Regions from separate parts of the Mus musculus genome. Here all the other regions are linked to region 7. Evidence: chromatin loops called from intact Hi-C (ENCODE). Cell type or tissue: left cerebral cortex. All regions are shown on one strand.

Region 1 (4,000 bases), 100 kb before region 7:
CTTGCTCAGCCTGCTCTCTTATAGAATCAAGACTACCAGCCCAGAGATGGTTCCACCCACAAGGGGCCTTTCCCCCTTGATCACTAATTGAGAAAATGCCTTGCAGCTGGATCTCCTTTCTCTGTGATAACTCCAGCCTGTGTCAAGTTGACACAAAACTAGCCAGTACACACCCAGAACTATTTTTTAACATGTACATAGTACGAAGTTCACACTTCCTTGTGAGACTTTTTTTTTTTTTTTCGAGACAGGGTTTCTCTGTATAGCCCTGGCTGTCCTGGAATTCACTTTGTAGACCAGGCTGGCCTCAAACTCAGAAATCTGCCTGCCTCTGCCTCCCGAGTGCTGGGATTAAAGGTGTGCGCCACCACGCGCCCAGACATTCTTGCTAAATTAGTTTAACTTGGATCTCATCAAGTTTACATCCAACTTCCATTTCACATAAAATAACACACCGGAAAAAGTTAAGGGCAAGACACAGACCTTGCAGGATGATGAACAGCCAACTCTAAAGTCTTTACTTTTACAATGTTACTTTCATTTTTAATGTGGGGATTAAATTTTTAAAACGAATGCATGGTAATGTCTCAGAAACTACAACACCCAGACTTTCCCGAAAAATCTTTGCTTTCTGAGCCACTGTCTAGTCTGCCCTTGAACTCTTGCTTTCAGGAATGTCCTGAAAATGACCAAGCAGCTGAACTGCAGGCCACACTGCATCTCTTAAAACCTTTTCTTATTAAGAACTTTCATTCACCTGTTACATTTTGCTCTCTCGTATAAAACTGAACATGTGGAACTTAAATGAGACAAGCATACAATTTCACTTCAGAACATTATGTAGACCATTTTGTGGTATTTGTATACTCTTCTTGAAGATAAGTAAATCATTACTAGTGTGTGGCTTTAGCTTTGTCATCCATAAGTTGAGATAGTCTAAAGAAAACAGTCTTATTACTATTTAAACTTATGCCTGGTATGTACATTACTCGTTTAACGTTTCCATTATTTTAAATAATAAGTGTCATTGCTAAGAATGTAATGTCAATTTCTCCTCTAGTAAAGTACCCCTCTTAAAAAAAAAAAAAAAAAAGAACACGCACCGGAAAATGGCAACGTTAATTAGACTGGCTTGACAGCTACACTTCCATAAGTGAACTAAAGGTTTAGAAGGACAAGTTTGAGTGCTGTAGAAACAGTGCTTCTCAAAGGTCAAGGCACATTCTAACCACTCGGGATAGTCATAATTTAAATCTGATTTAGTAGGTCTGGAATGGGACCCCACAAGTGCTATGTGCTGGGAGCTGGTACTGTTGGTGCGACTACTGGTGGTCAGTAATAAGGCTGGGTGTGTAAAGAATGCACCTTCACGCTGGGCGGTGGTGGCGCATGCCTTTAATCCCAGCACTTGGGAGGCAGAGGCAGGCGGATTTCTGAGTTCGAGGCCAGCCTGGTCTACAAAGAGAGTTCCAGGACAGCCAGGTCTACACAGAGAAACCCTGTCTCGAAAAAAACAAAAACAAAACAAAAAAAAGAATGCACCTTCACTACCACTACTAGCTCAAACTTCACATCCTTCAATGGTCAATTACTGCGGTAGCACTCTTCCTACTTGACATAGGAGAAGTCTCGGACAAGTTTTTCGAGATCAGAGAGCCGAGACGTCTAAAAGTAGGACTCAAACTTAGGCGGCTGATACTTGGTTTCTAAAATAACTCAATTGATAGGCAGATCTAAGGATTCAGAGTAGGATCCGAACTGTTTTCGGTAGCATCCTTATGGGTAGGGCCTGAGAGAACTGAGCTTCTAGAATAAACACAAGTCGGGCTTCCCTGCACACAGAGGAGAGCGAGAAAAGGACCTGCCTGGCAGGTGCCTGGACTTTTTGGGGGCTCCGACCCGGTTCACCGCACACAACCTTCCGGTCTAGGGCAAGTCCTCCGGGTGGTCTGCAGGCCGGCGCGGGGGCGGGGCTTGCGCAGGAGAAAGGTTCCGGGCGGCCCGTACCACCGCGCGCAGGGGAGAGAGTGCTTCCTCGGGGCCCGGCGGCGTGGCGCCTCCAGCGCCTGGGGGCGAGGCCGAGGTGCTCCTAACCAGGCCCTACACACCCGGGTCGGACGCCGAGCGGCCAAGGCGCGCTTCTCCTCACATCCCAATCCTAAACTCTTCCCTCGGCCCCTCGGCAGAGTGGAAGGCCCCGGAAATAGGGGCCAGCCTGAGAGCGCAGCTGGCTGTTCCCACCTCCGCTGCGGAGCTTCCCCGGTCGCTGGCCCTTACCAGCTCTTTGGGAGGCTTCTCCTGGGTTTTTCCAAAGAGTCCCATGATGAACTGAACTCCTCTTACCCCTTCCGACTTTCCGTTCCCTGCGCCCAGGCAGGTCACGGGCAGCCGCCTGGGCGGGGCTGGGAGGAAGGGAATCAGACGCCCAGAGAAGGGCGCGGCGGCAGCAGGGCTAGTACGCACGCGCGCGGCGCAGGCGCAGAGTTAAGTTGGGTGGGGTTCTACAGTGTGGATGACACCATTGCTCATAAGGGAGCTTAAGTGAAGTATAGAAGTAACTCTTAAGATATTTATTGCCTACACCCAAAACCTGTCAGCTAGCCCAGAAATATATATCTCAACGCTGTCACGCATATTTACAACCACTTCCCAGATATTTGTGGATGGGTTTCTCTTTGGGTCCGTAGTCACCTCACAGACTGCAAATCTACACACCTACTCGAAAACTTGACATCGCCTTCTTTCCCCTTTGTAGGAAGTCTTAAAAGTTCTAGCAGTGATCTTATGCTGAAGCTGGAGAAGAAGGGATTGATTCAACAGATTATAACATTTGTTTCGCTTGTAAGATTAAGGTTAAACAGACCTGCACGAGTCAGCTGAAACTAACTTTTAAAGAAGAGATAACAAAAGACTTGCATTCTGCACACATTAAAGAAATGGATTCATAGACAAGGAACTGTGCAAGGAAACTTGGGCCCCTGGAAGAACAGGAAGCCACTTCTACAGCCTCATCTTACCTTTAAAAAACAAACACCGGGGAAATCTTTTTTAAAAAAAACCCTATTTTCTTTACTGAAACTTTAATGATAAACATAAATATTCTCTAATGGAACAGAGGCAACCTGGGTCCATTGTCTATTCCCTCTGGGAAGGAACCAGTTAGTATATCTTACAGTTAAGTCTGCATATGTTCTGGCTTTCATATCATAGCTTTCTATAAATTGTAATATGGCCACTGGCTGGGTGGAGAGGAAATCAGACTCCTAATTTTCTTTATTATTTTTAAAATGTTATTGTTGGAGAATTTCATTCATGAATGTGATATGTTGTCCACATCCATTCCTCTGACTCTTCCCTTGGCCTTTACTGATTTTTGTTTCCTAATCTCTTTTAAAACACAAAGGAACTAAACTGGCATACTTATGGCACCTGCCATCCACTTTGCCCATTTTAATTCACACTTTCACCCGGGTGGGCACCAGGTACGAACATGAAGCGTTCTGTGCCTGGCTGTGCTGCGTCTTCAGGTGGATGCTGAATTCCTTCTGAGCTTTGGCCTTCCTTGTGTTTTGTCAATGGTCCATTGGTTTATTCTGAACTGGTTGGATACCCTGTTATTTTGTTCTCATGCAGAGGGAGGGTTTGTTTACTTTTGTTTGTTTTCAGAGTATTTGTTTATTTGCTACCAAGCCAGCCCTTTCCTCCTACCACTCCAACAACTAATTCTCCTTGCTTTTAGCAAACTTGCCTCTTTTAATTTAGAAAGTCTGATCATAAAGACACTATAGATAAGAGGTATTCTCATATCGGGGTACTCGAACACAACAAAGGGAGGGTCAGAAGAATCTCCCCAGCACAAGCAGTAGCCTCAAAGAGAAGCCCAAGACAACAAGTCCCAACTCTGGTTAAAAGCTCAGTTGGAAAGACCCACATAGGGGATGACCACATTGTCTTCAGCCCTTCTACGTTCCATTAAATTTACAGGATAAATCTAAGTCAC
Region 2 (4,000 bases), 390 kb before region 7:
ACATGAAAGCAGATGAAATTTGCCAAAAACTGGAATCATTTGGTAAGTTGATAAAAAACAAATTTGAGGGGTTGGGGATTTAGCTCAGTGGTAGAGCACTTGCCTAGCAAGCACAAGGCCCTGGGTTCAGTCCTCAGCTCTGGAAAAAACAAAACAAAATTGAATGTAAAAACATAAATGCAAAATTGAGAGGAGGAAGAAGGGGAGAGAGGGAGAGACAGAAGGGGAGGAAGGGAGGTGGGAGAAAGAGAGAGAGAGAGAAAGAAAGAAAGAAAGAAAGAAAGAAAGAAAGAGAGAGAATGAGAACACTCAGGAAAATAATCACAGAAGATTCACAACCTGGACTGGGTATGAAACCGAGGAGAGGTAACCAGCCAGGCCGCAGACATAGAATAGTATAAATGAGACATATAAGATACTAACTAGTCAGGGGACAAGCCCTGCTTAAGACCTAGGCATTTATTCATGAATAATAAGCCTCCCAAGTCATTACACAGGAACAGGGCCATAAATGGAAAAGCTCACTTATATTTAATGTTCTTCCAGAGGACCTGAGTTCAGTATCAGTGTCAGGGAGTCTACAACCACTGATTAACCTTAGCACTGGGGGATACAGTATCCTCTTCTGGCCTCCATAGGTGTGTACATGTACACATATTCATTCATTCACACACACACACACTCTCTCTCACTCTCTCTCTCTCAGACAGACAGATAGACACACACACAAATAAGCAGCAATATCAAATGCTACAGAATGAATGAAGAGGTAATGACAATAAACCTATGAATTTGTTGACAGTGACTTCAGGGAACTTTAAAATGTTTGTTGAGAGCTAGAATACCATTCATGTTTTAGTCTCTAACTGAGCTCCCCAAAAAGAAATCTGAATTAGGGAAGTTACTCAGGTAGGGCTAGTCTAGTAAATAAATCAATGAGAGAAGAGATGTTGAAGTAAAGACAGAAAGAAGCACATGGTAATACTAAATGTGTTGTGTTTCGTGTTTGGTGTTAGGAATGGCCTGTAAGTGCCTTGTGGCAAGAAATTGTTAGAAGGTTCTAAAAGCTGAGAGCAGCCACCTGCAAGACACAGGAGAGAACATGGACTTTAGTGCAACACCTGAAGGGGCTGGATTTAGCTAATTATGAATTTGGAGGAAGTAAAAAGTACTATCTACAAATGAGAATCAAAGCACAGCTAATACTTCTCAACAAAGCCTTGCATGACTCTAAGCTGAGACTCCACAACACTAATGTCCAGACTACTACAAAAACTGGAAGATAATCAATGAGGGTGTAGTTACAGGCTGCTTAATGTGTGCTGTTGGATAAATACCAACAGAAAACTAATACGGGGCTCACTTCCCTATGCAAGAGGCTGAAGGACAAACAGTAAAGCAAAAATAAAGAACAAAACTGCTTAACTTCAATCATCTCAGGATGACCCTGTCTCGAAACTTTATCCAATTACTGCTCAAGTTGCAGCATGTTCCTCATAACCTTTCAAGTGTTAGTTTTCTAAAACTTCTGAGTAATGGAAATGGGGTTTTTATTTTCAACTGTAGAAAGTTATACTGACAGTTATGAAAAATTAAAGAGAGACAAAACAGGGCGCCTAAGATACCTGAATGTCAGACATGGTTCCAGTGCTTAGAGACACTGATCCCCAAGCTAATCTCAGAAATAAGCACAAGGTCATGACTTCTGTCCTCCTTCAGCACCAGAAGTTTAAGCTCGAGAAATGAAAAATCTTTCACCTTTTACTATAAGACTAGCTCAAAGGCGCTCTCGGCTACGGAAACAAAAGGAACCCACTCCCAGATTAACAGCAACTTTGACCCCTAGGCTCTCCACCAGTCCAGGAACCTGCTTATTAAAGATGCAACAAGCCCTGAGAAGCAATCCCTGCTGGGAACTGTAGTTCTCCCGCGCCGACCTTCACGATTGGAAACCTATCACGTGCCCAACCGGCGGCCCAGACGCCAGCAGCCAGGATTGGTCCGAGACTGAGATAAGGAGGTACTGATTGGATACCAGGTCCCTGAAGCCACGCCTCAGCGGCACACCCGCCTCCCCGCGCTCCACACCCCAGCCCGCTTCTTCAGCAATAACCCTCGAGTCATTCCAGTCCAGCGGCCGCCCTAGAGGACTGCCTCGGTTCCCCGCACTAGGGGTGGCTCTGCCTGGGGGGGGTGCGCATCATGGATGCCTCTCACGTTGTCCGTTGGCAGTCCGCAGTCAGCGTGACCACGCGCCCCTTCGGAGAGACCCCACGCTCACCTGGGCCGCGACGGTCACGCCGGATAACTGACAGGCCCGCAGCATTTCTGCCGAAGCGACAGCGCTGCTGGTGGACGCGGGAACGACCGCGGCCGCACGAGAGGAGGGCGTGCGTGCTGGTGTGCGTGCCCGCGTCTGTACAGCCTAGCTGCGTCCGGCGCACCGGAAGGGCCACCGGCACCACTGCGCACGCGCCGCCTCCTCCCCTGCTACAGCCGAGGCGGCTCCCTGAGGGTGGGACTCACCCCGGCTGCGAAAAGGGGAGTAAAGCGGTGATTGGCGACTAGGAGGCGGAAGGGCAGGTTCTCCTTCCGGGTCGCGCTTGGGCGCTAGTTTGTCTGCAGATGACCGGGTTACTAGGTGAACTGGCCGGAGAGTGCTGTGTAAAGTTCGACTGTGACTCTTAGAATTAAAGCGTTGGTGAATTAAATTAGAATTAGACTCTTAGAATTAAAGGGATGGGGAGGTGGATCCGGTAGGGACGCCTGCTCCCAGTCCTGACGACCTGAAATTTGCGACCTCTCTGGTGGCAATAGAATCGATTCCAATTAGTTGTCCGCTGACTTCTTTATGGAGCTGAGGCACACGTATGCCTACAGGGTTTTTTTTTTTTTTTTGGTTTTTTTTTTTTTTTTTTTTTTTTTTTTTTCTTTTCCAAAGGGTTGCTGAAGAATAAGCGAATGTGCTGAAGGCATCCTGGGGCAGAATGTGTTTCCGGTGTCTTTAAATAGTAGAGAACGGATAGGAACCCAAATTCTAAGTTCAGGTTTTTACTTAAGTCACACCGCTTTTTTTTTTTTTTTTTTTTTTTTTTTGCCACTTTTATTTTATAAAGATGATTTCGGTCGCAGTTTTGGGGACGGTTTGGAAGACTCTTCCAAGCGTTCTGAGTTTAACAATGTGTTAAAAATTGACTGTCGTTAATATTCTATGTAAATTCCACTATGATTATGTGGTTCTCTTACCATAATAACATAGAAAAATAATTTTCAAAATCTGTTGGAGGCTGGACCTAGTCGTGCATGCTTTTAATCCCAGCGCTAGAGAGGTAGAGGTAGGCAGATATCTTTTGAGTTCAAGGCCAGCTTGATCTACAGAGTTCCAGGACAGCCAGCTGAATATATTGAGACCCTGTCTTGAAAACCACAAAACAACAAATCTGTTTGCAAAATACTTACAAGCCATAAGTAGGTGATTTGTTATGATACGATACAGATAAAAAAAAGCTGCACTTTTATTTTCATTTATAAAATAAATGAAGTCCAGTGTTGTGGTCACACTGTAAATGACAGCACTTGGGAGGCTGTTGCAGGATTGGACTACATAAATTTCAAACAAAAAACAGGAAAGATTTGAAAAATATCAAAAATGTGTTTATGTTCTATATTATCTACGTTCTATACATGCCAAGCTTTTCAGAGCACTTCAGTAATGTACTTGTCGATCTTTGTCATGTCATCATTCGACAGCCTCCAGTCCTCCCATTTTCTTAGTAAATCTAGCAGTCTGGCTCCATCCCTGTTCACCGCTGCTCTGGTTCTTGCCAGCGTGATAACGTCTCGCACACTGTTGACCCGGGGCTGCTTTTGTACTACACTTCGGACCTTGTACTACAGACAGTCTCCTTGGCTTTAAGATCTCATTCTTCAGGGCTGGAGAAATGGTTCAATGTCTAAGAGCATATATTATTCTTGTAGAGGACCCAGATTCAGTTCACAG
Region 3 (4,000 bases), 190 kb before region 7:
TGAGGCTAGTCCTGAATTCTTGATTCTCCTGCCTCCACTTTCCAAGTGCAGAGATCAGTGGGTAAAGGAGCCATCGTGCCTTGTTCTTTTTATTCATTTATTTATTTTCCAATTGAAGTACATTTAAATTATTTCCATTTTTCTTCCCACATCCACTGGATGTGACTACTAAAATAAGTGATCTTATCCTTTCTTCCAGTCCATATTTGTTAGCAGTTTTCTCAAGATACACACAGGCACATACTCATATACATACTCACACACTGGTTTCTAGGAAGCTTATAAAAGTTTTAAGCTCATGAACATTCAATGTCCTTTTAATGTTTCTGGCATCTCTGGCTATCAGGAATGCAATGAAAAACAAGAGAGGGTAATATGGGAAAGAATATTATTAAAATGGATTACATATGAAAATGTTCAAATAAAATCCATTATTTTATATAATGATTATAGTTAACAGCAAAAACCATGATTGTTTTCTAGTAACTCTACTAAATAAAAGAACTTTCCATCTATGTAAGTATTTTTTGTTGTTTTTTTGTTGTTGTTGTTCAGATTTAGTAATAGGACTTTGTAAGTTCATAAAGTACACTGGATATCTCTCCAACTTTTCTTGGTTCTGGAATCATGAATAAAACAGAAAAGTCATGTGTGTGTTTTAGTAGAATTTATGCCTAAAACAAAAATGTCTTTTGTTTTAGTAGAATTTATGCCTGTTATTTTCCAAATTATGTGTTATGTGATCTAAGTCCTCCACATTCTCTCATTTTAAAAATTTAAACTGCTTATTTCTGAGATAAATGGATTTATAGCATTTACTGTGATTATAAGCTGTCAAAACTTTCTTGTTTAGTACTATTAACTTAGTTCATATCTTCAGTTTGAATAGTTCAATAATGTATTTTATAGACCCAATCCTTTATTAATATATTTCTTCTTTTTATGCTTTTACTCTTAGTCATATACCATATAACAACATTATGGCAAGTGACATGTGATATATACAGTGGTGATCCCATAAGTTTTTCTCAGTGACTTGGTAATTTCTGTAAGGACACTATGTTATCAATGTAATGAAATCATCTAACAACCTTTTATCAGAATATATCCCTCGTATTAAATAATGTATAACTGTACAAGATGCCAATGTAGCTTTCCTTTGATTAGTCTTATAAAAATTTTACCCTAATAGTTTCAAGTTTCTTATGCTGTACTTTTCTTATGCCAAAAAAATTTTTTTAAATACTAAGTACCTCTCCATGTTTATTTATAAAATTAACCCATTTATATTTATTGTAAATATAAATGGACTTATTCCTGTCATTTTATTTTTAACCATAATTTCTTCTTCTTCCTTTTGTTTTTCTTGTTTCCATTTCTGCCTTTTGATGAAGTGGATAGGTTCCTTCATTCCATTTCCCACCTCTTAATGGTTTGAATATAATAAATCCAATTCAGTTTAATTCAACTTCAGCATTATTTAATCTTTAACATTCTGTTGTCATACATTCAAACCAAATATTTTTCAAAATAAACATCTGGTACTAATTTGCATTGTATAGCATTCCCTTATACATTTTGAATTTTTTCTGAATTCTCATTTTCACACTATTAAAACTAAATTTCCATTCATTTTATAATAAAGATTAAGTGTGATGTTAGATTAAGCACCAGGCTTCATAAAGAAGTCTTCAGTTATTCATTTCATTTTTTGATTCAACCAAGAATCCTCTGGTCCAAACCATAAAACCATCTTTTCTCTCCTTTGTCTTTCAAAGTCACCTCTTTCATTATCACTTTTATCATCAACTCCATCTACTTTCTCAATTTCTTTGTTGTTTCAAAAATCTTATATCCACTTTACATTTTCTTTTTAAAAAACCTACATCCCACATAGTTTTGAATAGATGGTTTGCCTCTAGATTTAATGAACATCGTTTTCCAGCAACTCAATGCCTTTCTTCATTTATCCTTCAAAATGGCGGACCTAGACAGTCATGATCAGTACCACGTGCGCCTGCGCCTCCAGCGGCCATTTCACCCATCAGCCCAAGCTCCAAGAGTCCGCCCCTTCTGGCGCGTGCGCAGGAGCCCCCAGAGCCTAGTCGCTCCTCCCCCTCTAACTGCGTACGCCTGAAACCGCACGTCCCAGTGCTGTCCCTCCCCCGCAGGCTGTGCACCGCCCCCGCCCCTTTCCCGTGAGATTCTTCCGCCTGGTGGAAGGTCGGTCTTCGCTCGACAGCCTACGCGCTTCAAGTGCAATCCAATAGGCGCTCATGATCCTGGGTCTCCCCATTCAGTCTTATCTGTGAGCCTGTGCGATTTTCTTTCTGGCCTCAAAGTCGATAACCGATTCGGCGGGACTTTTTTGCATAGCGCGAGGCAACAAATGGAAGAATGGAGCTGCGGCGGAGGGATCTACCGACCGCGTTCTGCGCGCTTTAATGGGGGATCGGCTTCGAGTCGTTGCTGAGAGCGGGGGGAAGGGAGGAGGCAGCCAAGGAATTGTTTTTTTTCCTCACCCCGCCCTCTTCAGCATAACCAATAGGAACGTAGAATTTCCTAGGCTGCCCCGCCTATCCCCCGCGACTCAACCAATCATCGGTGGCAGCGGCTCCGAGGGGGCGGGTCCGGGAGGCTGTGCGTGTCTTGTGAGAGAGAGCTCTTGAACCAAGTCAGAGCTAGAGTCGGCTGGGCGGCTGGGCTCTGTTGCCGCCGTCGTGGGTGACTCAGGGAGGCGGGAGGCGGGGTAAGCGCTCCGCGGGCCTCGGCTGCGGGAGACAGAGGGAGAAGGGTGAAGGACCCGCGCGGGCGGTCGCCGCGTCTTCTCGGTTCAAGGCTCAGGACGGGCGGGGGTGCGCCCGAGTCGGCGGCCCGGAAGCGGGGGGCGGGGGCGCGGCAAGTGTCGAGTCGCGAGCGAGTCCACGGCGGCTCCGAGGCCGCTCGGGGCGGGGATCGGTCGCTGAGACGGGCCCTAGGCACTAAGAGGGAGCCTTTTCTTTAACAGGGCGAGGGGACGAACACTTAGGCAAAAGCACTGGCGCCGCGGCTCAGTCCTCCCTTCTCTCTCTCAGTGTCCAGCTTTGAAAGGTTTGGAAAAAGCGAAAGTTGTTGGGGCGAGAGGGTCACGCGGCACTCGGGGGGGTGTTTGCGGGGGGGAGTGCTGGGGGGTTGGGGAGGCGCGGGTGGCAGCTTGGGGCGCGGAGTCCACCTGCGGGGGTGTCACTCCACCGGTCCCTGTCGGCGCTTCGTCTCTTCGGGCCGCCTCCGACCTCGGCCGCCCCCCATCGCATTTTGTTTTTGTGCCTTCTGCAGGGAGGAGCCCTTCCTGCTGGCGTGGAAACCATGGTGCTCACGCTCGGAGAAAGTTGGCCAGTATTGGTGGGGAAGCGATTCCTCAGTCTGTCCGCAGCCGAAGGCAACGAAGGCGGCCAGGACAACTGGGACTTGGAGCGCGTTGCCGAGTGGCCCTGGCTGTCGGGGACCATTCGAGCTGTTTCCCACACCGACGTTACTAAGAAAGACTTGAAGGTAAAAAACAAAAAGACTAAAACAAAATACAAAATCCCTAAACAAACAAACAAAACCGTCTTCTGGGGGCTGGGCAGTCAGACGGTTTTCAGTTACCTTGGTAACGGGACAGTTGAGCGCCCCTCCCTCCCTTTTCTGAAATGGGCCACTAGAAAGTTGGCAGGTGATCAGAAGGTACAGAACTCTAGACCGTGAAAGTCTTTGAAATGGGGTGTAGTGTCAAGGTGTGTTTGACCTAGAGCTCCAGTGGCCTGAGATTAATAATGGGTTTAGGATTGTTCAGACATGCTTCATTAATGCAGGCGCTGGGTCCCCTGGGACAGTCTGATTATGCCCCCAACGGGAGGCGTATTGTTTATTAGTAATAGGTTAAAGAAGTGGATGACAATTAGAATCATTGAAGGCTAGCTTGAAAGTGCTTTCAAAAAAGATGATTTCAGATGATGGTGTTCCTCTTTATTTCTTCATT
Region 4 (4,000 bases), 170 kb after region 7:
CCCTCTTAGATTATACACGTTCGTGCATAGTATTCCTCAAAGCACACACACGGTATGCTCACCATACACGCTCCTATTACATAGATACAACATCACACAGGTACTACTAAAGTATATTTTAGTTTTCTTTACATGGTCATTATTTTGTGTGGAGCGGAGTGAGGGTGGGGCTCCTTTTACCTTATGCACCCCAGAAGTCGAACTCAGCTTCTGGGGCTTGGCAGCACACCGACCCATGTGTAATAGGGTCTTACTTTAGCTCAGGCTGGTCCCAAGCATGGATTGAAGTAATCACTTAAAAACCTCAGATGGACTGAGAAGCCCAGAGTTGACTGTTGACTGCTGAAGCTTCTGATAAGGAGATCCACATACCAGACCCGCTAGCCTCTCCCACTTCCTGACTGCAGGGGAACTGACCTGCAAATGGAATCTTCCAACCCCAAAGCTCCCTCCCTCCGCCTCCCCCCCCCCCTTTCAGTCCTACAAAACCCAACCCCTTACTCCCCAACACGTGCCACTTGGGCATAGTCTCACTTCCCTGAGAGACTGCAGCCCTTCAGTTCTGATTAAAGATCAGTTCTGTTTCAGGAGATGTCTGTCTACCCTTCATTTCCACTCGCCTTCACCAATCCCTTTCTATCATCTCTCAGTCTCGCAAGGGCTGAAATTTAACGAGTGAGCCAGGAAGCTCCACTAGGGTCTTTGGTTTTTAAAGCCGAAGACTGCTTTACTCCCAGGCTGGCCTGGAATACAGGATCCTTCTACCTCAGACTCCCAAGTGCTGGAATTAGAAGCCCCTTCACCCACTGGACCATGTTAAAGGCCCTGCTTCCGGTTAATACTACACTACTGTGTAAGTCAACAGGCTGCACTTGCTTCCGTTGCCAAGCATTGCCACTCCCCGACTGCCTAATAAACTCCGTCCGTAAAAGGCTTCACACAGAGACAAGCAGTCCATTAATGATTCCACGCTTATTAATAACACAGGGACAAGAGAGAACCTGAGGTTTTGGTCTGTGCTGTAATTAGACAACATATAATGGGCTATTATGTGAGTGACTTTCTCTCTTCCCTCTACCCTTTAAAAATATTTATTAATTTTATTTTTAAAATATTCTGTATTACATAAAAACTTACAAAGAAATAGAAACGTGGTGTTCCTAAAGATCTGCTCATAATCGTGTGTGTGTGTGTGTGTGTGTGTGTAGTGTGTTTCTTTTTTTGGCTTTTCGAGACAGGGTTTCTCTGTAGCCCTGGCTGTCCTGGAACTCATTTTGTAGATCAGGCTGGCCTCGAACTCAGAAATCCGCCTGCCTCTGCCTCCCAAGTGCTGGGATTAAAGGTGTGTGCCAGCCACCACGCCCTGCGTGTAGTGTGTTTCTGTGTGGAGACGGTATGTGCCCATGTGTGTGTGTCCTAGGAGGTCAGATGCATCAGATCCCCTGGAGACATGTCTGGTTATAAGTGGTCTGATGTGGGTTTTGGGAACCTGACTCAGGTCCTTTGCAAAAGCAGTACAGAGCTCTTAACCTTTGAGCCATCTGGGTAGCCCTTCACCTTTATTTTCAATGCCATTCCCCTTGTTTATTTAGCACCCCCTTAATTCAGTCTCTAAACGTTCTCGTTGGTCTCTCACATTGCTTATGGCACAAATGGATGAGCCTAGGAGTGTACGAGCTCTTCCTGGCCTGTTTAATATTGCCAAGCACTCTGACCATCCTATTATTAGACTCAGCAGGGGCTGGCAAGCATTTTCTGTAAAAGGTCATCAGTAAGCACTTTTGGCCCCGCTGGTTCCAAGTTTTCTAAGGGACATAGCCACCATGCTACAAATACATCTGTAGGAAAGACGTGAGCAAGTGAGTGTGCTTGCTTTCTGATAGTTATATTTAGAGTAACAGAAATTTGAATTTTGTCTAGGTATTTTGCTACAAAATTCATTTGCCTCCCCCCACCCCTCCACCAAACCATTAAAGACAGTAAAAACTATTTTTACTTCACAGCTGTAAAGGGCCCTGGAAATCTTATGCCCTAAATGAACTTTAGCACCAAGTAGAAAGGAAGTTGAAGGGTTGTGCCTTTTACTAACGTATAGGAGGTGAAGCACTTGCAGCTCCCTGGATTTGCCAATAGATGGTGATCTTTCTGAGTGTGTGTGTGTAGCTCAGCCAGTGGGTCTTTGACAGAGAGAACTTTGGAGGTTTTGCAGGGTGTGGTAGCATCCTTCTATTCGGCCAGGCACAGCAAAAACTTATTGCAAACTGTACTGGTAACATTTCCCCTTTACTTTTGGACTTTTATACCTATCCATACATATTCCCTAAACTGTGACATATATAACTGAGGAAACACAATTAATCACCCTCCCCAGGCCTCTGAGGTGATCAGTTGGAACAACAATGTATATGCACAGTGGGTACAGCTAAAGTTCTAAGTGCTACAACAAGCATCTGGAAACACATTCTACCAGAAGTTCAGGTCAGCAAGACGAACTCCTTCTTCCATTAGGAGGCTGTTTACACAGGAGTGGGAGTATACTGGCAATCCCAGCAATTTGGGAGGTTAATGCAGGACAATGACAGTTTTTAAAGGAGGAGCCGCATCAGCAGCAGGAGCCGCAGCAGCTGCAGGAATCTGAAGCATACCTAGGCTTTGTGATGATCTACCATTATCTCCAAAAAAGCCCTATTTTTTCACTACCTTTGAGAATATAGTCCCAGCTGGTCCCTTCCAATCACCAGCCCAACAGCTAGTGCCAGTACTCACACTCTCGGCGATGCTGCTGTGTGTCCTAGGGAGCAAAGGACAACCTTAAACAATAAAGACTCTGCTCATCTCCAATTCCCAGAGTGACAAGAAGGTAGCACCTGAGTGACATTAAACCCTGTTCCTTAATATTTATTTTTATTAATTTGATATTACATTTGTAAGTATGTCTCTGTATAGACACGTATACATGAGTCCAGGAGCTGTCAGAAGCCAGAGGTGAAGTGTCCACCAAGAACTAGAGCTAGAGTTGGTTGTGACCTTGTAGCATAGACACTGAGAACCTAACTGGGGCCCTCTGCAAGAGCAGTATAGCACTCACAGCCTGAACCATCTCTCCAGCCCCTAGAACTGTTATGTTATCATAGAGAAGATTTTAAAACACTTTAATATATTCTGGGGTCTTTTTAATGAATGTGTCTTCTTGTTGATTAAAGAAACAATTATATCCCTTTTGTTCAGCACTCCAAGAAGAAATGCTTACTGCATTATAAAGTCACGTTAGAGACTTCAGTTCCCCTTTAGAGATTTGTGTACCCAGATTTGTCAACCCCGGTTTTAGCTTTCACTGTCATAGTGAATAGGTTTGGAAGTGCAAAGATCTGACCACCTCTGCCTCCTTCTGTAGTTATTCTACCCAAACATATGGAAATGAGCCTTCCATACTGCCGCAGACCCTCTGGGCCCCTTTGTCTGCATGGAACAGCTCTCTAGTCGTGGGTGGGCAAAGCATCAGATGGAATGACAGACCGATGCACACAGGAGAGGTTGTGTAGAATCTGAATGTAATGTCAAATCGAGCATCAAACTTTTTATACAGAAGAAAATAAGGAAGTTGGGTGACACACTCGCAAGGTACAAAGAGGTTACTGGATTCTTACATAAAACAGAGGAATGCAAACACAGAAGGTCTAAGGGAACCACCTGGGATAGAATTCATTGTTAACAACAGGGTTCAAAAAGGGCTCCACCTAAGATTCACTTAATCTTAGAAGCCAGGGTCAAGGGCTTCGTGCCCTTGCCATAGTTCCTATTTTAGTCTATTGTATAGTCCACCTTCCCCCTAGGCCATTGTAAATACGTGTGTATGGGTGTAACTCAGCTATAGTTCTAAGTATCTATTCTGGTTTCTCCTTAGGTCTGAAACTTCCTTCTTCCTAGGTGATGGTAAATTCCTGTGTAGGGCAGTGCCTTAGCTTTTATTCAAAGTGATAGTGTAATACCAGAGGCAATT
Region 5 (4,000 bases), 53 kb before region 7:
ACCTGGTGCAAACAAGAGCAATAATAATAACCACTTGAAAAATGTATCCCTTACGCAAAGGACTCCTTCCTTCTATCTCACTGGCGAGATGAGTTCTGTAACCCTTATGCTATAAGTATGTAAGTGTCAGACTGATAAACGTTGTCATCTTGCCTATCACACTATTTGTCTAGATAGTACTACCCAAGGGGGAAAAAATGGTCTTCTAAAAGGCCCCGCTGATGATATACTTGAAAGGACAAAACAAGATAATCATAAGTTTCCAATGCTTCCTACATCACCTCAGAAGGCCTTTCTTAATTTACATTCCTCTTTCAGGAAAACTATCTAAACAAGGAGACACTTTAAAGTTAACTGTATTTCCCCACCCAATCCTACCCCAAATCAACGGCTACATTAAATATTCTTTCAGCACTATTTCAAGTCTTTTCCTCAACCCATTAAGTGACGCAGAGATGCCTGTGACACATGACAAGAAAGGTAAGTCAAGATTCAAAAATAAAATGTATAATCTGCAAGAAAATATTTACTCTAAACAAGGCCAACAGCCACACAAAATGTTCACTAAAGTATAAAAAGCAATATTGCACTGTGTACACCTTACCTATAATTAAATGCATAATTTACACGTAAATCTTTAGGTCCACGTGCCTTTTGTTATTATTTTAATGATGTTTTACCCTCCTGGTAGCTTGTTTTTATTGTGGATGCAGATGCTGCTATTTACAGACTATGTTTTGTAATTTTTCCTTTCTCTATAATCAATTTCAACTGACGTTCCTGAATTCTGGGACAAATGATTCAATTTAATGATTTTTTTTTAAAGCTACACTTTCAAACTGTCATTTCCAAAGAGCCTTTGGAACACACCAATACACCTAACAGTTGTCTTTTCCAAACCGAGATTTACATATTTATTTAGAAAACGTAGACAAAGATGACCTGGGCAGCTCTCTGGAGCAGTCTGTTTAACCATTCTGGGGACCGCCTAATTCTGGGGAGTGGGTAAGAGCCAGGACAGTGGAGGCGACCTCCAGGAGCCCAGCACTTGCCTGACTTCTCCACCAGCTCCCGAACATCTTTCTTCTCCGGCAGCCCGGAGTAGCCCAGCCCTCGACACTCCAGAATGGTCTTCAGCTTCTTGAAGCTCAATGCCACCGGATCCACCAGCTGAGTAGCAAAGATGCCAGTCTCGTACCACACAATGGCCTCAAAAAACCTGGCCAGGACGAACAGGACCAGGAAATACAGGAGCAAGAAAAACAGCTTCAGCCACATCTTCGCCCTCTTGGCGTCGCCAGGAGCCGGGACGCCGTGGACAAGGGAAGGGGATCGAGTGCGGGGCGACAGAGCGCAGCCTGGGCGAGGGCAGCGAGGGCGCGCGGCGGTCACCGGCGGGCCATCCCCGCGGGGAGGCAGGTGGATCGCGGCGTGCGTGCGACTGAGAGCCCCGGCTCTGGCCTTGCGGTCAGGAGCTGAGAAAGGGAGAAGGGGGGACGTTCAAACGCACCCCACCCATCGAGCTGCGGACGGCTGGAAGAGGGCAAGAGCCCACCTGGGGTGACCGGGAGGCAGCTCCGAGGGACTGCGGGCCAGCGGAGGGCGGTTGGGGCCGGACTGAGTGGTCCAGAGGGCGCGGTACTCGGCTGGGCCAGGCCCGGGGCCCGGCGCGCCCAGCGCGGGTTGGAGTGACCGCCGCAGCGCCGCGCCGAACGCCCAGGCTTCAGGCCCCGGCGGCCGCCCAGGCCTGGCGGCAGCTCCAGGTTCCCGCGGGCGGCGCCTATCAGGCCCCGCGGCCCGCGAGGGGGCGTCGCGGCGGCTCCCGCTGAGGAGGAGCGCGAGACGACAGTCGTGAAGGGAGGAAAAAAAGAGGAAAAAGCAAATAACGCTAGGCCCCAACGCGGCTCTCCCGGGCGGCTTCCTGTCAGCTGCGTAGCCGCGCGGTGCCCAGCCCCGTGCGGACGCGCCGCGCCAACCGCGGCCACCGTCCCTGCCGCCTCTGCAGGCCGCGGCCGTCGCCCCCAGAGCACTGGACCCGCTGTAGCCGCGGCCCCAGTCAAGACATAACAACTGACGTCGGCATCGGGGCGGGGTCTCGGCAGGGGCGGGGTTAGAAGCCGCGGGGTGCAAGGGGAGAGAGGGGCTGCGGGAGGCTGGGCTGGGTAAACCTTCCGAGTTACTGTGCTCTCGCGGTCCCAGCCCTCTGATGCGCTGATGTTTAGTCACTGATTTCAGTCCCAGGATTGGACATTGGACCCTGCGACACTGTGCACCTTTGTGCTGAGCGTGAAAAATAAAGGCTGCTAAAAGATGTTCGTTTTTGTTTGTGGTTTTTGTTTTGTTTTGAGACACTGCCTTATTAAATAGTCCTGGCCCGCCTGGAACCGCTCTGAACACCAAGCGGGCCTCAGAATTCAGAGATTGCCTGCCAGGCATGGAAGTGCTGGGATTAAAACCGTGCACCGCCGGGCGTGGTGGCGCACGCCTTTAATCCCAGCACTCGGGAGGCAGAGGCAGGCGGATTTCTGAGTTCGAGGCCAGCTTGGTCTACAGAGTGAGTTCCAGGACAGCCAGGGCTACACAGAGAAACCCTGTCTCGAAAACCCAAAAAAAAAAAAAAAAAAAAAAAAAAAACCGTGCACCACCACACCCACCCAAATCATCAAGATCTGTAAAAATCAGAATCTGTGTTTTAAGTCCAGTCCCTGTCAACCGCGGATGCTTTTGGGTTTTTCTTTTGTTTAGTTTTTTGTTCGGGGTGGGGTGGGGGGGAGGGGTGGCACAGCTGGCTTGAGGTGCTTGAGGTGAAACTCTGAAAACAGATGTTTTTCTACCTTTGCTTTAGAATGCGATTTTCACATGTGTGTTGGAGGAGGTATGGCCAAAAAGAATTTTAGTATGTGATCCAGTTGTGGCTAGTCTCCTAGAGGGTTAAAAAGTAGACAATGAAGGTCTGAGTTGTCAGGACAAAAGTTGTTAGGTGTGGTTAGGTCCAGGTGCAAAGGTCTGTGTGTTTTAGCCAGCCAGAAGAACTCATATAAAATGAGTTTGACAGGCAAGCGTATGGTACCTGGTTCCGTGTTTATTTAACTCTAGCAGGGTCATGTTCTCTCTCTCTCTCTCTCTCTCTCTCTCTCTCTCTCTCTCTCTCTGTCTTTCTCCCTCTCTCTGTCTTTCTCCCCCACTCTGTCTCTCTCTCTCTGTTTCTGTGTGTGTGTGTGTGTGTGTGTGTGTGTGTGTACGCGCGTGTGTGTGCATGTGTGCGTGTGTGTGAGTCTTCTTGATCAGGAAAACAAGTAGGAATTCCAGGTGAAATGTTAGCCAGCAAGGAAAAGCATGAACAACCCTAAACCAGGGGTGAAATTTTTAGGGAGAGAGTGTGACCCTCAATCAGGGAGCAAATGAGCCATGGAAAACAAAGAATGGATCATAAAATGTAGACAAAGGATAGTACCCCTTTATAACGCAGTTAACAAAGGCATCTCGGTGTACAGCTAGTGGAGGAGCTAGGAAGGAAGAAGCCTAGGAGCAGGGTGGGCAGGAATGTACAGCTTCAGACTTACAGAACAGTGTGGTGGTTTTCCAGGGCAGCAGACCACGTGGAGACTGTATTAAACTGTTCCTGCTGACAGACTTGGCTCTGTAATTTCAGCATTCTTGATTTCACAGTATAGCACTGTTATATGGTGGCATTGCTAGTCAAGTCTAAACACATAAATGATATGCCTTGCCTCGAAGGAATGCATTTTAGTAATAATAGACTCTGTCAATACACAGAGGCAATAACAGAAAAGAAGAACAGGTAGGGAAAGCTGGGTGGATGAGCTGAGGATGGAGCCAGACAGGCTAGAGTTTAAAAGTTAAAAAAATCAAATCATGAGAGGGAAGAGGAGAGAGAGGGAGGAAGGGAGGGAGGGAGGGAGAGGGAGAGGGAGAGGGAGAGGGAGAGGGAGAGGGAGAGGGGGAGGGGGAGGGGGAGGGGGAGGGGGAGGGAGAGGGG
Region 6 (4,000 bases), 360 kb before region 7:
GAATATGAAATGATCCATCTTGTCCAGGAATGTGAGGAACTCCTCCATCTGAGGTGGTTGTAGCTTCCATCTCAGAGAGAACAGGGATGCTAGGAGCCTAGGCTTATGAAGGGGAATGTTTCTGAGCATCCTGTCTGATTCTCACCAGGGTCTCTAATTTTGTGTGTGACCGGAATCATGACTTTTTCACAATGGACCCGCAGGCCATCAGGTTTAGTAGATAAAGAACCAGAAAGGAATTGAGTGGCTTTTCCCTGAGCCTGTGACTAGTAACTCTCCACCTTTGTCACAGAACACGAGTCACAGGCATGGTCCTTCTGCTGCCAAAGCCCTGTCTATATCCATAATTGGCCACAGTGCTAAGTATATTGTTTCCTGATAACTAAAGAACTGGAGCTGGAGGAATAACTCACCTGGTGAGGCACTTACTGTCCTGGACTCCATGGGGTATGGACTCCATGGGGTAGCTGCACACACACACACACACACGCACGCACGCACGCACGCACGCACGCACGCACACATACACACACAGATCTTGGCAGGTAACTGGTGGTTTGTCCTACCTGTTTGGAGGGAAGTCGTTCTTTCCCCTAAGCACTCAGAAAGTGTTGGGTATCACAAGTAATGTCATTCTCAGGACCCCCAGATCTCTAGTGCAAACACATGTTCTAGCCCACACCCCCAGACACTATGTACCTCCAGGGGCAACTCGCTCCTCCTCGGTGCCTTATACTTGTACATGAACTCCAACAGGTCCTCCTCCTCCTCGTCAGAAAACGCCAGTGGGTTTCGGACCTGGTGGGGCTCCCATGACTTCACACCACCCTCATTCACATCTCCCTCAACCACTTAATGTCCATCTAACAAAGGAGACAAAGGACAGCGAGAAGGGGTCAGTGTGGAAGGGAGCAAGGATGGCAGGAAGGGTGATTAGGTACACAGCACAACAAACCTGTTAGGACAGCCAGGGCCCCCTATCTGAAGAAGCCGTACTGTCTTTAGGGGGGACTCAGGAAAGTGAAGGTATAAGTGGAAGCCTTAGCAGAGTGTACAGAATCAACTGCAGACTCAGAAGCCATTGAACAGCTCCCAGGAGGATAGAAGACACTTCCTTAACTCTGAGACTTGCCATGCCCTGTTCTTAGATCTGTGACTGGACAATGGAAGAGTGGACAACAGAAATAGCCTTCTCTGAAGACAAGAACTGTGCCTCCGAGGGGTGATGCTTTCTAACTCGTACACACAGGAGATGCTGACAGTGCAGTACCCTTGTCTATGCAGCACCAGGCATCCTGGAAGAGACAGTATGTAAAATGTAGGCCTAGAGACCTAATGGATGCAGATTTTTCATTTCAAAATACCTGGTGCTAGATAGAAGAGGACCCTCATAAAGATGCAAAATCTGAATGTATCTCCCACCCCACCCCCATGCGACAGCAAGATTCTTACTTCAGTGAAACTTGAATGAGCTATAGGCAAAGCTCCAGAATTAAGTTGGCCCATTGAATGCAGCCATGTCATTGAGCCAGAATGTCCTAGCTTAGGCAGAATGCAAATTACTTTCTGCTATACCCAGTTTATCTCGAATCCACGGACACATGGTTCTATTCTTGGTCTGTTATCTTCATCCAGAACATAGTTCTATTCTTGGTATGTTGTCTTCATCCAGAGTTACAGAAGATAGAGCTAGAGGGTCCACAACTCATCCGATTCCACCACTCTGACGTCTACATACAGACTCCTGAGCTCTTGTTGGGACACCCTGCTACTGCTTCTAAAATCCTATTCAGGCGCAGAACGGGCTAGTTGCTGTGTAACAGTAGTCCTTGTGGAATTAACTAAAAGCTGCAACTAAGAGTGTTTCGTGTTTCCAGTTTCCAGTGCTCCATAGCAGCCAGCAGAGGGCAGCATGAGCCCATAGCTGCTGTCAGCCGGCCTTATAGGGCTGAGCCGTGGGTGGAGAGCCATCTGCTCAGGCTGTGTGAGCCTTGTCAGCCTGACATCATAAATTTGCCTTGATTTTTTTTTCTTTCTTTCTTCACTTTGTGCCTCTCGCAGACTGTTTACTCCGAGTATAGTTGCTTTCTTGTCCTTCCCTGCCTAAATCAGCTTGTTGAACTTGAGAGCAGTAATGCCACCTTTCTTGAACACTCTGGTCTTCCAAAGTTGCCTGAGCCCCAGATAATGCCTAGAATCTATACCCTGCAGCTCCTGCCATATGCCCTGGTTCTCTTGTGGGCCACAGTGTCTCAGCAGAAAACATCCTGAGTTGTGGGGCTGTGGCTGCTCATCCCTTGTCCTCTGAGTGTCTGAGGAAGGCCTGGGCACTCAGCTGGTCCGGATCATCTAGTGATCTCAATGGAAGCCTGTTGTCATTTTAGACAGTTCAGCTCTGCTCCACACTGGAGCATGGCTCTCACTAACCAGGACATCCCTCTAGACACAGATTCCTCCTGTCTGGAAAGAAGAATAAGGTCCAGACCTAGTTAGGACCCAAGGCTCTCAGGCCAAAGTAAAAATGCAGAAGCATCCTGGCTAGCTCCACCCCTCAAAAACCTACATCTTCAGGATGAGTTCATCCTAGCTGAGTTTAGACCTCTGAACAGGTGTGTGCTGTTCCCTTAAATGAAGAGTTTTCCCCTGCCAGTTGTTATGATAACCCAGAGACACCGCAGGATCCTTGGGTATATAATTCCTCAGTCTGCCCACCAGAATGTCCTGAGGCTGAGCATCTAAACCACACACTAACCACAATGATAACCACCTCATAGGTGGGCATGCATGCCAGTACCCCTAACTCTGGGAAACGGAGGCAGAAATTTTCTTTGGGTTAGCCTGGGCCACAAAGTGAGTTCCAGGCTAGTCTCGGCTCCAGTGTGGAGACCCTGTCTCAGACACAAAAGCAAAATAAAACGAAGAAAGAAACAAAAATCAGGGCCCATCTCGGCACTGAAACTCTTAACAGGGCTTTGTGCATGCTTCCCACTGCAACCTTGAACAAGAAGCGTAGTTTGAAAAGAAGTAGTTCTGTGACTCCCAGGAGTGGCGATCATTACAGATATCTAGGCAGGAGTAGAAGCCTGGCCTGATCTGGGCAGAGGCTGGGAGCACAGGAGGCCAGTGTGGGTGGCTGGGAGACAGAAAGAGAGACACAGAACCCTGCCTAAAAACACCCCAATTGTTAGGATGGTCCTGTGTGTCTGCCAAGTGTGCTGTTGGTATTTACTATCTTTTTTTTTTTTTTTTAAGATTTATTTATTATCGTATCCAAGTAATCTGTAGCTGTCTTCAGACGCACCAAAAGAGGGCATCAGATCTCATTACGGATGGTTGTGAGCCACCATGTGGTTGCTGGGATTTGAACTCAGGATCTTTGGAAGAGCAGTCAGTGCTCTTAACCACTCTCTTAACCATCTCTCAAGCCCCGGTATTTACTGTCTTATCTTTACTTTTCTGAATGATGGAAATCAAATCCAGGCCATTGCACATGCCGGGCAGATGCTCTACCACTCAGCCAAGTCCCTAGTCCCTTGTTTGTATAATCTGCCTCACTCTTGGGATAGCCATGCCTCTGAGTGCCAATGCACCATGGACGCTGGTTAACTGTATTTCCCTCTTCAGGGTGTGAGGAATGACCAGGCAGCATGCATTTACAATTTTCTCCTGATCCTATCTTCCTTTCTTCTCACTTCCCACTTTCACTTTCTTACTTTGGCTCACTGTTTCTCACACACACACACACACACACACACATGCATGCACACATACAGATACACATATGCATACATACATTCATACATACGTGCATACACACATATACTTTTTGGAACAAGCAGCAGAGTAAATAAGAAATAAGTCACACTGGATTTGTCCACACTGAGGAGTGGTACTAATCTGATAATCAAGGACAAGTGACTGGGCAGGAAACTACAGAGTGTATCTGTAGATTTGCATAGACTTGTGATCTAATATGTCCTCTGCCCAATGGCTAAGACTC
Region 7 (4,000 bases):
TTTTCTCAGTTGAGGTTCCTTTTTGTAAATAACTAATATTGCCAAGTTGACAATAGATTAGCCAGGCCAACACACAAGGTGTAGTCAACTAGATACTAAACTATGGGGCATGTCCATGTTGCATGAAGTCCTAGTAATTTTACTGTGGTCATGGTCTCAATCAGCACTATTAGACCTCTCACCATGGAGGGAGATATCCTGATTAGTCACCGTAGCTTACTGAGAATCTGAAATGTGGTTAGTACACTTAAGGAACTGAATTTTTGATTTCACATGAATTTTAAGTAGCTACCTGGGATTGGTACTTTGTGTATCTGTGCAGACTCAGGTGTTATCAATAGATAGAATTTGTCCTGTTGCTGGAAGAGAAAAATCTGAAAGCTTATGATAAGTAATCAGCATGGGGCTTGGCATGAATGAGCCGTGCTCGGCTCACACTGAGAGTAACAGTGCTGGGTAGTAGGATGGGGCTGTGACAGGTCACACTGGGCATCATGCAGCTCACTGGATTTGAAACTGCAGTTAGTGAAGAGTCATTACTTCTGATTGGTAGCTAAGAATAGCTCTTACAGCCGGGCGTGGTGGCGCACACCTTTAATCCCAGCACTTGGGAGGCAGAGGCAGTCGGATTTCTGAGTTCGAGGCCAGCCTGGTCTACAGAGTGAGTTCCAGGACAGCCAGGGCTACACAGAGAAACCCTGTCTCGAAAAAAAAAAAAAAAAAAAAAGAAAGAAAAAGAAAAAGAATAGCTCTTACATGCGCCAGGCATTATGTTGAAGGTCTTACATGGATTATCTCATTTATTTAGTTATTCAAACAACTTCTAGGAAAAAAAAGGGGAAGAAGAGAGAGAGAGAGAGAGAGAGAGAGAGAGAGAGAGAGAGAGAGAGAGAGAGTGTGGGTGTGACTGAAACTATCAAGGAGATCCTTGGTTCAAGGGGAAGAACAAGGTTTGTCTGTGCAGTGTGGCAGCTAAAGAAGGAAACAGCTTCAGAGGGGTCAAGTGAAGGTTGCTAAGTCAGGTCCACTCCATCCCCAAGCAGGAAGAACTAAAGTACAGCCAGGCAAGGACGCTCTAGACAGCAGTAAGATGATGCCAGGCACCCTCGGGCTTGTTTTACAAAGGAAGAGGGCCCTTTCTTCTTTTGGATGCCTGAGTATTTTCACAAAATGGATGGTAGCTAGAAAACCTTTTGAGGAGAATGGCAAGATTGATGGAGCTAAAAGGTTTTTTATTTTCGAGAAGTAGGAATCAGGGCCATCTGCCAAGAAAGAGGACTAAAAGCAAATGGCGTGATGAGGGACAGAAAGGAGCCCTGAAATACCATCAGCTGAACTTCCAAATATCCAGGACCACTAAAGGCCATCATATATAACCACCCGCCCACTAGCTGCCACATTATAAAAACGGAAATTGAACTTTAAAAAGGTTACCACCTGAATTAAAGGAAAAGAAAGACTGTCCACCAGGGTGCTGGCTGTGTTCTAGAAACAAACAGGCCACAACAAAAGGGGTTACCCTTCATAGTATTACTTAAGTGGTGCAACCAAAACAAGCAAAACTCCAAACAATTATTATTTTAGACTTTGACAAGTGATGTGTGAGAGAAAAAAAAAATTGTGCTGTAAGAGATACAATGAATTGATGGAGAAAATTCGGGGAGGCAGAGGTGATACAACCATGGTGGAAGTAGGAATGCTATGAGCAGGCAAGCAAGCTGGCAACTGCAGGCCCAGGAAGGCGGACTCTCCCAGGCCCAGGCTGTGAGGCAGGGACTTGACGAAAAGCTAGTAGGGTAGAAGCCTGGTGAGCAAGAGGGCACAGGCCAAGGCCAGAACCCCGTGGTAAACCAGGGCAAAAGCCCTACGCCAAGGTAAGGGCAAGGAGCAAGGGCCAGGTTGCTCAGCTCGCCCACGCGTGTTCGTGACCGCCGCCAAGATGCCCAGCACGTGGACAAGGCGACAGGGAAGGCCACTTGCAGGCCGAGGGGCGTCAAGAACGAGCCAACGCTGGGCGCGGGCCATCCCTCTAAGAGCTACCACCTTCCATCGGGTTAGTGACCCCGCCCGGGCCCTCCGCCACTAGGCGGCCAGACAGACATCCTTTGGCCCCGGAGGTGGGCCTCTCAGTCGAAACTCCGGCCAAAATTCCATGCGGAGAAAACACAAATTGCAATCAGGGCGAAATCCTGGAGAAAACAGCCCCGTTAATTGCTGTCATGTTTCCCCTCGCGGCTTCCCAGTAGAAGCGCCAAGCTCCGCTCTTCAAGCCAACCCCCCTCCAACAGCGAGCGCATTGGTTTGGCTCCTCAGTCTGGATTGGCTGAAGTTTTACGCCTCGGCCCAGGATTGGAGGATGTTTGTCTCGCTCCTAACCCCCGCGTCGATTGGTCACTCTTCTGCTTCTGGGCGGAGCATCCGGGGACGGTTTCCACCCTCTTGTTTACCGGCCGCGTAGTTGACGCTATCGCTAAAGTTCCCTGTTCAGCTGCGCGGGCCAATTGCGTCGCTCGCCCCGCCCTCGCCCCGCCCTCGCCGCGCTCCCTCACGGCCTCCCGCGTGGTACGGCCCACACCTTCAGAACGCCCGCGCGCCCTCCGCCCGTGCTCGCCCGCTGCTTCCCCCTGACCCCTCGCCGAGTCCGCGATTGGTACGGCCCGCGCCGCCTCCTCCGCTCGTGAGGGAGGCTCGACCCCCTCCCGGGCCGCGGCTATTGGTGCCGCCCGGGAGAACCAGGTCATCGGCCGGTTCCCGTGAAAACAAAAACAATCGGCGGCGCCGCCGAGGGGCGGCCGAACGCGGCGAGCCAGGGGGGCCCGGGGCGAGACGCGGCGCCGGGTAGGGCGGGCGAGCGAGCGCGAGCGGCGGGGCCGGGGCGCCATGGGGCGGGAGGGCACAGGCTGCGCGGGGCTCCCCCGGCGCCGCGGCTAGCGCGCCCGTCTTGCCTTCGCCTCCCGCGCCGCCCGCTCGCCGCCTTGGGGGAGGAGGAGCAGGACGCGGCCTCGGTGGGGCCCGGGCCGAACCACTGCGGACCCCCGGGCGCCGGGGAGCCGAGCGCCGCGGTCTCCGGCATGGATCAGTGCGTGACGGTGGAGCGCGAGCTGGAGAAGGTGCTGCACAAGTTCTCGGGCTACGGGCAGCTGTGCGAGCGGGGCCTGGAGGAGCTCATCGACTACACCGGCGGCCTCAAGCACGAGATCCTGCAGAGCCACGGTGAGGGCGGGCGCGTGGGCGCGCGGGGGTCGGGGCCCTGCGCTGCGTCTGCTGGTCCCCAGGCCGCGGCGACCCGCCCGGAAACGCGGTGGCCTGGGGCGGGGCTGGGGGTCTTGCGGGGTCCTGCGGGCCGCAGGTGTGCGAGTGATAACGAGGGTCTGCGCAGGACTTTGTCTAGTTTTCGGCCTCGCAGACTTTTCTCCCTGATGGTTCTTAGTTTAACGTTCTTAGCTGTGGGTTGGTTTCTACATCATCGGCTGCTGCAACTTCAGAGTTGGACTGATGTGGGCAGGCAGTTCTTCTAAACTCTTCCTAGGAAGCCGGCCGATTTAAACCATTCAGCGTCCCTGCTGTAGCCTCTGTACAGTCCGACCGGGCAGATGTCGAGTTGCTAGTTACTTACCTAGTCCAGTTTGTACTTGTTAATAATCCTTTCAGAAAACAGCTTTTCCGTAGAAGGTGTTTTGCCTACGTTATTTCATCAGTGGCCCTACGTCTTGTACCACAGATGCCAAGGCTAACTCTGAGAAAGAGTTTTGTGTTTTAAAAATAACACTAAAGGTCTGGTACCTTGGAGCCACAATGCTGACTCTTTCTGAATGAGAGATAAAGGACTTGTAATATTATGGATTTACTCAAGAGTCCGGGCCCTTGTCAGTTTTGTGGGCTGAACAGAAATTAAAGGGATATTTATTAGTCAGGGAGAAATGAGGATGTAGCAGGTGAGATTAAGGCAGTGTTAGCCCTGCCTCTCCTCTCCTTTCCTCTACACCTTTATTTCCCAAAC

Evidence for each region. Peaks named below come from ENCODE experiments on the same cell type or tissue, not always from the same donor. Only the 100,000 strongest peaks of a DNase experiment are listed, where the experiment ranks them.
Region 1: it touches region 7 in a loop (3-fold over the local background); 10 of 42 quality-filtered maps call a loop at or near these places.
Region 2: it touches region 7 in a loop (7-fold over the local background); 2 of 42 quality-filtered maps call a loop at or near these places.
Region 3: it touches region 7 in a loop (3-fold over the local background); 6 of 42 quality-filtered maps call a loop at or near these places.
Region 4: it touches region 7 in a loop (2.3-fold over the local background); 3 of 42 quality-filtered maps call a loop at or near these places.
Region 5: a loop joins it to region 7, with 6 times the contacts of the local background. A loop is called at or near these places in 17 of 42 quality-filtered maps.
Region 6: a loop joins it to region 7, with 2.9 times the contacts of the local background. A loop is called at or near these places in 8 of 42 quality-filtered maps.

What each region holds. Positions count from the first base shown.
Region 1 is chr6:71,542,311-71,546,310 of GRCm38, reverse strand. It overlaps Chmp3 (charged multivesicular body protein 3), which reads right to left and starts at 2,459. Exons shown (of 6, transcript NM_025783.4): 1 at 2,278-2,459. The coding sequence starts at 2,322. In left cerebral cortex, no CTCF peak of the experiment used is centred here; DNase peaks (open chromatin) are centred at 1,989 and 2,453; H3K4me3 peaks cover 1,894 bases; H3K27ac peaks cover 1,569 bases.
Region 2 is chr6:71,829,797-71,833,796 of GRCm38, reverse strand. Immt (inner membrane protein, mitochondrial) reads right to left here and starts at 2,477. Exons shown (of 15, transcript NM_001253681.1): 1 at 2,282-2,477. The coding sequence starts at 2,326. In left cerebral cortex, no CTCF peak of the experiment used is centred here; DNase peaks (open chromatin) are centred at 1,996 and 2,498; H3K4me3 peaks cover 2,182 bases; H3K27ac peaks cover 1,228 bases.
Region 3 is chr6:71,631,587-71,635,586 of GRCm38, reverse strand. It overlaps Kdm3a (lysine (K)-specific demethylase 3A), which reads left to right and starts at 2,670. Exons shown (of 27, transcript NM_001038695.3): 1 at 2,670-2,749; 2 at 3,008-3,090; 3 at 3,316-3,531. The coding sequence starts at 3,346. In left cerebral cortex, a CTCF peak has its summit at 2,043; DNase peaks (open chromatin) are centred at 2,095, 2,570 and 3,306; H3K4me3 peaks cover 2,249 bases; H3K27ac peaks cover 2,180 bases.
Region 4 is chr6:71,267,254-71,271,253 of GRCm38, reverse strand. No RefSeq gene overlaps it. Among named protein-coding and RNA genes, the nearest start is that of Mir8112, 2.4 kb to the left of the region's middle. In left cerebral cortex, a CTCF peak has its summit at 2,119; DNase peaks (open chromatin) are centred at 385, 813 and 2,159; H3K4me3 peaks cover 394 bases; H3K27ac peaks cover 361 bases.
Region 5 is chr6:71,491,941-71,495,940 of GRCm38, reverse strand. Rnf103 (ring finger protein 103) reads right to left here and starts at 2,064. Exons shown (of 4, transcript NM_009543.3): 1 at 1,053-2,064. The coding sequence starts at 1,278. In left cerebral cortex, a CTCF peak has its summit at 1,842; DNase peaks (open chromatin) are centred at 217, 1,189 and 2,024; H3K4me3 peaks cover 2,512 bases; H3K27ac peaks cover 1,987 bases.
Region 6 is chr6:71,802,194-71,806,193 of GRCm38, reverse strand. All of the region lies in intron 6 of Reep1 (receptor accessory protein 1), which reads right to left. Among named protein-coding and RNA genes, the nearest start is that of Mrpl35, 20 kb to the left of the region's middle. In left cerebral cortex, a CTCF peak has its summit at 1,906 (motif pointing right); a DNase peak (open chromatin) is centred at 1,954; H3K27ac peaks cover 2,181 bases.
Region 7 is chr6:71,439,211-71,443,210 of GRCm38, reverse strand. It overlaps Rmnd5a (required for meiotic nuclear division 5 homolog A), which reads left to right and starts at 2,574. Exons shown (of 9, transcript NM_024288.2): 1 at 2,574-3,213. The coding sequence starts at 3,072. In left cerebral cortex, CTCF peaks have their summits at 1,432 and 2,097; DNase peaks (open chromatin) are centred at 2,450, 3,128, 3,446 and 3,771; H3K4me3 peaks cover 2,501 bases; H3K27ac peaks cover 2,474 bases.